Regions from separate parts of the Mus musculus genome. Here region 1 is linked to region 2. The links are chromatin loops, found by intact Hi-C in ENCODE. Cell type or tissue: left cerebral cortex. All regions are shown on one strand. Links, peaks and the distances in the headings refer to the core of each region. The heading gives the core; the rest is flanking DNA. Region 1 has its middle 15 kb from the start of 4732419C18Rik. Region 2 has its middle 3.7 kb from the start of Gm39277.

The links. Peaks named below come from ENCODE experiments on the same cell type or tissue, not always from the same donor. Only the 100,000 strongest peaks of a DNase experiment are listed, where the experiment ranks them.
Region 1: it touches region 2 in a loop (2.7-fold over the local background); 8 of 42 quality-filtered maps call a loop at or near these places.

What each region holds. Positions count from the first base shown.
Region 1 is chr8:123,766,617-123,771,992 of GRCm38, forward strand. No RefSeq gene overlaps it. Among named protein-coding and RNA genes, the nearest start is that of 4732419C18Rik, 15 kb to the left of the region's middle. In left cerebral cortex, for the core only: a CTCF peak has its summit at 2,560; DNase peaks (open chromatin) are centred at 1,201, 2,061 and 2,508; H3K27ac peaks cover 1,244 bases.
Region 2 is chr8:123,703,434-123,708,809 of GRCm38, forward strand. No RefSeq gene overlaps it. Among named protein-coding and RNA genes, the nearest start is that of Gm39277, 3.7 kb to the right of the region's middle. In left cerebral cortex, for the core only: no CTCF peak of the experiment used is centred there; DNase peaks (open chromatin) are centred at 2,606 and 3,899; H3K27ac peaks cover 800 bases.

The sequences.
Region 1 (5,376 bases), core at 160-5,159, 63 kb after region 2:
GTCCTAGCACTTTGGGCCACTCAGAGAAGAAACCAGTTTTCTGAGAACTGCACAGATACTAAACAGACTGGAGCCAGTTGAAACTGGAAAGAAGAGCTGGCTCTGACCCAGCGACAACCAGGCAGTATGTCCTGACTAGAAACCACTGGCTAGGTCTCCCTCCTGTAGGAGCAAGGGGAAAGGAAGTCATGGCTAGCCATCCCTCCTGCATACCACAGCTGCCCCGGTCCTGGGTACAGGGCTGCCGAGGGGTTCACTGTCTTTATTCATTGAGGTTTTCACAACTTAAGAAGAGACGTAGAAATGGCTGGGTGACCCAAGGACAGGATCACCTGTGTCTGTCCTAGGACTGTCGTAATTACCCTCAGCTCCTGGCAGAAGCCATTTAAAATTTATGAGTTGCCCAAATGCCAGATACTGAGACTGATGTGTGACCTCCAGGTACCTGGGAAGCAGGCAATGATTTGGGGGTTAGCCTGGCTGGACCTCACAGAGGCTATAGGACTAGGATTTGAGCCAAATTCACAAAGCTCCCTCTCTCTCTATGTCTCTCTCTCCCCCCCCCCCTCTCTCTCTCTCTCTCTCTGTGTGTGTGTGTGTGTGTGTGTGTGTGTGTGTGATATTCATTATATGCATTGTGTTGAGTTAGGATATACTCAGGGGTTGTCTGCACCACCCAAACTCTACTAATTTAAATGTCGATATTATAGAAACACCTTCCCAGATGCAGCTCTATAAGGCTTGGCCAAACATCTGGAGTTGGAGGCCAGCAAGGGACACATGTTACAGCTGTAGCCTTACCTTCAGCCCCCATGACCTTCTCGGCGTGAACCCTGAGCCCTGCTAAGGATGAGCAGGACCACAGGACGCATTCCCGAGTGATGAGTGATGCTTACCCAGCACCGCCAGGAGCCTGCTAAATCACAGATCAGATAGTATTAAATTTACTGTATTTTTCTTGTCTCTAGGTACCCGAAAGAGAAAACATGAAGAAAACCAAAACAGGCCCCCAGGCTAAAGCACAGGGTTCAGTGTTAGGTGTGGCATCTGCGTCTTGAGGCATCAAAGGCCAACTGGAAGGGCAGGACCAAGCTCTGCAGCCCAGATACGGTGAGTCTGTAGCTCTCCAAGACGGATTATCAGGATCAGATGGTGGCGTCTGCAGAGCTTGAAGTCCTGCTGACAAATTCTCTGCACGGGGAAACCGCTCACCCCTAGGCTCCTGTGAACAAGAACAGCATGAGGCACTGACTTAACCCTGCAGAAGGCTGCAGGAGAAGTTCAGCTGCAAAACGAAACTGAGCAAGAAAGATCAGGGTCTAAGATTTTCCTGGCCAAGTGCACACCAAGGCCTACATCGGTTCCCCTGATGATTCATTTCTTGCTAGCATTTCCCAAGTGATGTAGAACACAGAGCTTGTCCGTTGAGGTGATCTCTGGAGCTGTGCCTCCCTTGACCTTGGCTTTCTGGCCTCTGGCCCAAGGGAAATATAGAAGGTTTGATGCTGGGCCACTGTTTCTCGTTTCTATGTTAAGAGAGAAGACAGACACGGCGTGGCTCCCCAGCAAGGATAGTGAAGGCCCATGGTGCCGTTGAAATGCTTGTTTCCCTGGGAGGACGGTGGGGTAGGGAGAACCCAGGAGGCAGCTTGAGAGGAGCGTTTAGTCACTGGTGTTCCTTTGACAGGTAAGAGCATGCATAGGAGGGAAGCATGGGGTAGGTATGGGGAGAGTGTGGACTGGGCAGTCCTGATGAGCAGGGAGGCTGAAGGAAGCCAGCATGGGCAGCTCTGGACTGTACGGAAGGTGCCGAGGTATGACATACGGAAGGTGCTGGAGCCCAGGTCACCTTTGAAGGACTCAGCTCTGCAGTTTTGGTGCCGCTTAGATTCACTGTGTGTGAAGAGATCTCGTTTCTTCCCAAATGTTGATTCTAATTTTGAAATCTTTCTAACGAGACAGTAAACTACATAAAAGGAGAACAGACAGATTGCTCCACACACGGCCTGTGCTATGCTGTTCTAAAAGTGGGTGCTGGGTGGATGGGCGTTGGTCGCCTCAGCCGTGGGAGGCTACACCCCCCTTCCACTATCCTCGATCTTTATGCCTTTTGTGTCTACTCCCAAACTCTGTGAGCATCTGCCCTAGACCCGGAAGGAAGCCAAACAGCGGTGTCTTCAGACAGGAGGACCATGTGGCTCTCTCCTTTGATGACACACCACAGAAATCCCTGAACCCACAACTGAGCAGTAGCGGGGCAAGGAATCCTCACCAAGTGACTTGTCACCATGAGTAACAGTGGCCTTTCTGCCAGGTGGCAGCAAGCTCAGTAAAGCAGGGTAGCTGTAAGTGCCTGCCGGTGGGCTGCCTTTGAATTTGGCACGGATTGCCAAGTACACAAACAACAAAAGCAAAAATAGACAAACTCAAAAGCTGTGAAATTGTCAGTGGCCAAAGAACAGCCTGTGGAAAGATTGCTAACCACATACCTGATAAAGGGCTAATATCCAAGTGCATTAAAAACTGTCAAGCGGAGTCAGCTCCACACTGCCACCTGCATGGCAGCCTAGGAAACGCTGCTCAGAGACCACAGAGGAGCTGGGGTTCCCAACTCCACTGCAGAAAAGAATTTCAGAGCCAGTCAGTATGAAGCAGAGTTAGAGTTTAATCTTAGATTTAAGCTGGGGCAGGTGTGGAGCAGGGGTGGGGTATAGACAGAGACATTCGGAGAAAAGATCACACTTACCCAAGCCTGAGTCCCGGACTTCCCAAGAGAGAGCTGAACTTAACTGTCCTTACAAGAGCCACATAAAGGATTTGGGTGGCTGCTGAAGTTGCTTCTCAAAAGGCTGCCAAGGAACTTAAACAAAACTGTGGGGAGGTTTGTGAGATACACTGAGTAGGATTAAAGGTAGTCTGGTAAATATCTGGGCTGGAGAGATGGCTCAGCGGTTAAGAGCAATGACTGCTCTTCCAGAGGTCCTGAGTTCCATTCCCAGCAACCACACAATGGCTCACAACCATCTGTAATGGGATGCCCTCTTCCGGTGTGTCTGAAGAGAGCAACATTATATTCACATGCATAAAATAAATAAATCTTTATATATGGTAAAACCCCAGGTCATAAGGGTCACACGAGAGTGTTTGTTCTTATGGGGGCTCAGAGCTTCAGAGGACTCAAGTTCGGATCCCAGAACCCCTGTTGAGGAGTTCACAACAGAGGCGCCTGCCCTCATGTGCATACACACACACACACACACACACACACACACACACACCATACATACCCAGCAACTCTGATTCAAGATATGTGCCCAAAGACCTGCAATCAAGGTCTCCAGGAAACATCATCACCTGCACAGCAGTGGCTATCACAACTTCCACAGCAGCCAAGCATAGCTGAAAGGGTAGAAGAGATGAGGTGTCCACACAGAGGAGTGGTACCAGCCTTAAACAAAGCACATGCTATCACAAGCAACAAGGTAGGGCCGTGATTGGGAGCAAGACAGCCACAAAAGACAATTCCTAGGCTTGGAGAGATATGGCTCAGTGGGTTAAGGTGCTAACCACCAAGCCTGAAGACCTGGGTTCCCTCCCCAGGATCCACATGGTAGAAGAAAACCAACTCTCACAAGCTGTTTTCTGACCTACACATACATACACATGCACATGTGTACACACACACACATGCACATGCGCACACATACACACATGCACATGTGCACACACACATGCACGCAGTTTGTATACTACATTTATATATTAAATATATAAAATATATATAATTTAAAAATGATAATCCCAAGCCGGGCGTGGTGGCGCACGCCTTTAATCCCAGCACTCGGGAGGCAGAGGCAGGCGGACTTCTGAGTTCAAGGCCAGCCTGGTCTACAGAGTTAGTTCCAGGACAGCCAGGGCTGCACAGAGAAACCCTGTCTCGAAAAACCAAAAAATAAATAAATAAATAAATAAAATGATAATCCCTGTATGACCCACCCACAACAGGGAACTCATAGGCCCAGGGCAGCACCACAGAATACAAGAACTCTTGCTGACCTGGAGTTTTAGTCTGCAGGAGACGAAATCCCAGAGCCTGTGGCAAGGCAGTATCCTGTAGCTGACAACACAAGGCCCACACAGAAACTGGGACTGGGAATTTCATGTTGTATCTTAAGACCTTGCTTCGAAAGTTATTTATTTTATTTTGTTATGTATGAATGTTTTGTTGCGTGAACCATGTTTTGTGCCTGGTATCCGCAGAAGCCAGAAGAATGCTTCCGATCCCCTGGACCTGGAGTTATGGATGGCTGAATCACCGTGTAAGTGCTGGGAATCGAACCTGGGTCCTCTGCAAAGCAGCAAATGCTCTGAACTATTGAGCCACCTCTCCAGCTTTTGCTATCTTTTTTTTTTTTAAAGCAACTTGTAAAAACATATACAATAGAAGATCATTTAAAGAAAGCTTAGAACACGAATCAGGATCACGCCTCAGGTATTCCCAGACGCATGTCTCCATGGAACAAACACTGAAGCCGGCTTGAGAAGGGAAACAGAGGTGTGGTGAGGACCTGGAGTAGCTGCGGCAAACATTAAGATTCATTTTTTTTTTCTTTTTGGTTTTTTGAGACAGGGTTTCTCTGTGTAGCCCTGGCTGTCCTGGAACTCACTCTGTAGACCAGGCTGGCCTCAAACTCAGAAATCCACCTGCCTCTGCCTCCCAAGTGCTGGGATTAAAGGCATTCGCCACCACGCCCGGCAAGATTCATTTTTAAAATTGTTCTTTTTTCATTCATATGAAGAACTTGGTAATTTATTATTTCATTTATGTGTGTATGTCTATATTGTCTTAGTTAGGGTTTTACATGCTGTTAGACACCATGACCCAAGCAACTCTTATAAGGACAACATTTAATTGGGGCTGGCTTACAGGTTCAGAGGATCAGTCTATTATCATCAAGGGGGGGACATGGCAGTGTCCAGGCAGGCATGTTGCAGGAGGAGCTAAGAATTCTACATCTTGTCCCAAAGGCAAACAGAAGACTAACTTCCGGGCAGCCAGGAGGAAAGTCTCATCACTCACTCCCACAGTGACATACTTCCTCCAACAAGGCCACACCTCCTAATGGTACCATTCCCTGGGCCAAGCATATACAAACCACCACATGCATATATGATCATGTATACGCAGGTGCCATATGGAATCCAGAGGTCAGTCTCAGCTGTCATTTTTCATGTGCTGTTCATAGTTTTGGTTGGTTTGGTTTTTAGGAGACAAGGTCTTACTATGTAGACCTTGGCTTGCTGGGAGTTCACTATAGAGTCCAGGCTGGCCATGAACTCATAGAGATCCACCTGCCTCTGCCTCCTGAGTCCTGA
Region 2 (5,376 bases), core at 64-5,063:
TGTCTCTACTCCACCTGTCTTTATTATTGTTAAAACAGTGAAGGCAAGCTGAAGTGGTGACCCCTTCCAGTATGCTTGAAGTGGAGGCAAGATCAGGAGATGAAGGCCATTCTTGACTCCATAGTGATTTTGAGCAAGCCTGGGCTACATAAGACTCTGTCTTAAGCGAGGGGTGCGGACAGAGACTAATGAGAAACCATGATAGTAAGAAAGATTCATCCACAGTCCCACATGCCATTACAGCTCAGTAGATGATTGATTTATTTAGGACAAAAAGTTCCATTTTTTCCCTATGAATTTTTTATTTAGCATTCTAGGATTAACAATGATACAGTTGGCGAATATTCTAACCCACCCGGCGTTCAGATGCTTAGTGTTGAATTCAGGGCTGCCACAGATAAAGTGGTAATTAACCCTATTTTTGTTAATCAAACATTCTGCTGTCAGTGAACTCGCTGATTTTGTTACGTTTCTGTTTTGGTTTATTTTTTCACCGCAGGCTTGTCATACTGTGATATACACTTCCTGACACGGTGCCCTCAAGGGCCAGGCTCAGTCAGTCGTTTCCAAGAGCCATGGGTGCTCTGCATGGCTCTACGTGGCTGAGCCTACCCAAGCATCTTCAGACAAAAAGCATCGAGCTATTAATAACGATTTTCCAGCATGAAGCTCTCAGGAGTCCCCTTGCTAGTGACTGAAGTTACTGAAGGTCCTTGCCAGGCCAGGGGGTACCTTCAATCAGCAAGTTCTCTTGCTTTTTGGCAGGGCGGGGTCCCTCCACGGTAGGACTGTCTGCATCGTAAGGCTTCCATCCATACAAAGGAGTATTTTATTTTATGTGTATGATTTTTTTTTTGCCTGTATGTGTCCATGTACCATGAGTGTGCAGTACCCACAAAAGTCAGTAAAGGGGGCTGGATCCCTGGAACTGGAAGAATATTGTCAGTTGCCCTGAGAGAGCTGGGAACTAAAACCAGGTCCTCTGTAAAAGTAACTCTTAGTAGCTGAGCCATCTCTCCAGCCCAATACGATAGGGGCTGGATCTTCTGAGTAAGGCTGAATTGCATGTGCTGTTCTGTCCTGTTGGGGCTAGCTTGTGTTTGCTTCTGGATACAACACTGCTCTTGGAAAAGGGGGGGGGGGGTCAACATCACCCCTCTCTCAAGACTCCTTTCACTAGTCCATCCCAGTTATTCATGGAAGGTCTGAGCAGTAAACAGGTTAAGCTAAGTCATGTTTTATAACTGTCTCACTAAAGCAGAGAGCATCAGGGTTCTTGGGTTGAGCCCCTCTCCCAACATAAGTCACATCAAGATGTTCCAGGCTGAGGAAAGGCTAAACCAATGCCCTGGCCTTTAATCTGGGGGAACGTGATATGTGAACTGGGAAAGTCTTATCAACAACGTGTACAATCCTAACCAAAAATACCAACCAACCGCAGGTTCTAGGCTGGGTGTATATGAGACTCATTTGTAGCATTTCGGAGGGCTTATTGTGGTAGGGTTTGATGTTTTCTAGATTGAGCCTGTTTGTGCAGGGCATGCGACTCAGGGGGAGGGCGGCACAGAGATGCAAGGCTGCAGTAGCAGAGGCAAGTAAGTGACATGAGACCCCAGGTCTGAAACACAGGCATCCAGGCCCGAGTTGCTGCGTGTATAATTTACTGCTAATCTAGGTGCTTTTGATTGGAAAATATTATTTATGATGATGACCCAGTCAGTCAGAAGTGGGAAGAGAAAAAATCGTGTTAGCTGGTCTGACTGGTTCTATTCAGTGAATAAAAACCTATTCTGTGTTACTCTGGGCTGTGACAGATGCTGGGAGCCAAAACTAGAACACCGGGCCCTGACGGCTCACAGTCTGGAGGAAGGAAGGAAGGACGGGTAAAATGTGCCCCAAGGACCTCCAGAGAGGGGAAGAGAGACCAAGCTGGCCCTTGGCAGAGAGGCCCTCACCTACATTGCCCTGAGTCTGAGTCTGGGCTGGGCTGCAGAGAGCAGGATCCACAGATGCAAGGTTGTGAGGTAAAGCAAGATCCGATTTCTGGGGCAAAGTGTGCAGACTCTGCAGGAAGGGGCCAGAAGCAGTGCAAGAGCCAGAGAAGCTGGACTCCTCGATGCTTTCCTCATACTCTCTAATGAATAACCTACTGCAACAGAGGCTGACAGATGACCTCACGGGCTTGGCAAGAAAATGTTTGCTCGCTCTGTCAGGTGACAACTTGGTTGGGTGGCACAGAAAACTCCTCTGGCTTCTGGGCATCCCTTTCCTACTTTGGGTTCTCCTAAGGATTTGATATTAAAAATAAAAGAGGAGGGGAAATGTTGTTTGACCAGAGGCGAGCAGATTCGGAAGGAGGAGAGGCTCACTCCAGATGGGCAGGAGCTGTACCCGTCAGTCATCCCCCGGTTAAGGGGACGTTTGGGTGAAGACAGTGAACACGTGCTTGAGAATCTTGGCAGAAAGGGCTGCTTAACGCTAAGCTAGGCAAGAAGAGTTGCCTTGTTCCACAGAGGGGCGGACAGATAGAAAGATACTCATGTTTCCACCTCTGTGTGACGGGTCCTCGCGTCAGGGAAGCTGACCCTGGGAAGCAGCTGAGAAGGCAGACTGGCTGTTCCTGTGTCTCAGGGAAGAGCATCTCTGTTCTGGAAACTGATAGCGAAGAAATCACAGTTAGCCAACAAATGCAGCCCCGAGAATAGAAATGTCGGGGGCGGGGAGCCTGTTTTGTTCAATCAGTTTGCTAGAAACAGGGAGACTGGTGTGTTCAATGAGGATATTCATTTGTCAATTATCTTGGCCAAATCTGGTGGCACATACCTGTGATCCCAGCTCCTGAGAAGCTGAGTTGGAAGGATCACTGTAGTTCCAGCGTAGGCACCATAATCAAACAAACCAAAACTAAGCACCAAAGAAAAAACTCATTATGTTGACCATATTCTACCAGTAAACACGCGGGTACTACAATGTATTCCTTTTTGCCTTAAAGCTGCTTCCGGGAGATTTCCAAGGACTTACTTCTCATTCCTTCTCCACTCCAAATAAAGGTATGCATTCACAGCAGGAGAATCGCTGACAATAATTGTGAATGACTTTGCAAGTTCTGGGGTCACAGATAGCTGGAGACAGAGAGATGAGAAAGCAGGGAGAAGGTTGCAGATGGCCTGATAACTTAGACCCAGCAAATGACATGCCGGCGATCTCCCAGACTGGCCAGTTTGTTCAGATTCTGGTTTGGGTTTTTTGGTTTTTTTTGTTTTTTGTTTTTTTTTTTTTTTGCCTTATAAACCCCACGCGTGGAACTGAAGCCAGCAATGTGGAAAAGCTCGTGAGTACAGACCAAAATATCCCCACCAGAAGCTCACTCTCTCAGTCAAAGGGCACGAGATGGTGATCGCCAAGGCTTAGTGATCTCACTGCCTTAGGCATGGAAGAGCGCTGTGGCCTCACCCCTCCCACAAGAGAAGCCAAGCAGGGCCTCTAGACCTCACCACAAACATGCTGCCATGGTCATCAGCTCAAGAACCCACAAGCCCCCAGAGTTCGCCTGAGCCTTTGTCCCCAGCATCAGGCAGGGCCTGAAATCTGGCTTCATGGAGTTTCCAGAGTGGTGACTGCCCAGGGCTGACAGCTGCTTGCTCCCCATGGCTTCTCCTTAGACTCTTGGGCCCTTCAGTCATCTTGCATCCTTCAGTGACTTTCTTAAACATGGACAGTGAGTTTTAAGGTTCGATCTCCAGCTTTTGAACAGGAGCCCAGCCTCTCCTCCGGTCCTCAGTGCTGAAAGCTGAGGACGGTTTCTCAGAGTTCACGGGACAGCATCAGGCACGAGGCCTTCGTATCAACAGCCCATCCCGCTATCACACATCCCACGAGATGGAAATTGTGTTAGAAGAAAGCGGTTAGCCATGCGGTGTGAGTGGGATGCTGCCTGGAACGTTGGCTCTGCCACTCACTAACGGGGTAACTCTGTGCTTTGTAAATCTCATCTGTAAAAGGAAGATGTCAGCGTACCCATTTAAAGGAGTTGTGAAGACAAAATGAGGTGACGCAGGTAAAGAGGGTAGTGTGGTACTGGACGCATAGTTCGCAAAGGCAAAGTTGACAGTCAGCATTTAATACCAGTGTTCTAAATAAATCTATGTGTAATCAAAATTTTGCTTAACCCATAGACACATTAAGCTTCTTCCTCCCTTTCTTTCTTCCTCCCTCCCTCCCTTTCTTTCTTTCTTTCTTTCTTTCTTTCTTTCTTTCTTTCTTTCTTTCTTTCTTTCTTCCTTTCTTTCTCTCTCTCTCTCTCTCTCTCTCTCTCTTTCTTTCTTTCTTTCTTTCTTTCTTTCTTTCTTTCTTCCCTTCTCTCTCTTTCCTCTTCCTCCTGCTTCTTTTGGTATGTGTATGTGTGCCTGTTTGTGAGAGGGTGGGTGTTTAAGAATGTGTATGTAGGGCTGGTGAGATGGCTCAGTGGTTAAGAGCACTGACTGCTCTTCCAGAGGTCCTGAGTTCAAATTCCAGCAACCACATGGTGGCTCACAACCATCCGTAATGAGAAACAAATAAAGAACCTATGGGCCAGAGCAAGTGGGGCAGAAAGGTAAGGGGGAAAAGAGAAAAATGAATGTATATATAGAGCTGGGTGGTAGCACATCTTTAATCCTCCCCCCCCCCCAACACACACACACACACAGGAGGCAGAGATCAGGACGATCTACAGGTCTACAGAGTGAGTTCTATGACATCTAGGACTACATCCTGGCTACACAGAGAAATCCTGTCTCAAATCCCACCCCCATTCCAAAAAGTGTGCATGTGTGGGTATATTATGTGTGAGTACCAAGGCCATGGCCAACTTCTAGTGTTATTTCTCGGGGAAACACCCAGCTGTATTTAGAGACAGTTTCTCATGGGCTGGAGCTTACTAGTTTAGCTAAGTTAGCTGGCTAGTGAGTCCCAAGGATCTGCCTGTCTGCCCCCCTCGTGCTGCAGTGACAAGCATGTACTGACTTCTTGTGTGCGTGCAAGGGACTGTGGCAGGCAGTTTACCAACTGAGCTGTCTCCAGCCCTTCTGTTGTCTGTCTTTTTGGTTTTAGCAGCGTCTTGGGCGCCCAGGCTGACCTTGAACTTCTACCTAGCTGAGGATGACCTTGTCCGTGTGTTCCTCCCGGATCTACCTCCCAGCTGCTTTATGTGGGACCGAGGATCGAACCCAGAACTTCATGCAGGCTAGGCAGGCATTCTACCAACCGAGCTCTGACTCCATCCCCTATTGGTCTATTTGTGGCTTGTAGGTCTGATTTTACTTCCACCAAAAAGCCCTCCATGTACCAGGCCCACTTCTCACTGAACCCCACAGCACCTTAAGGTCGGTTGTCATC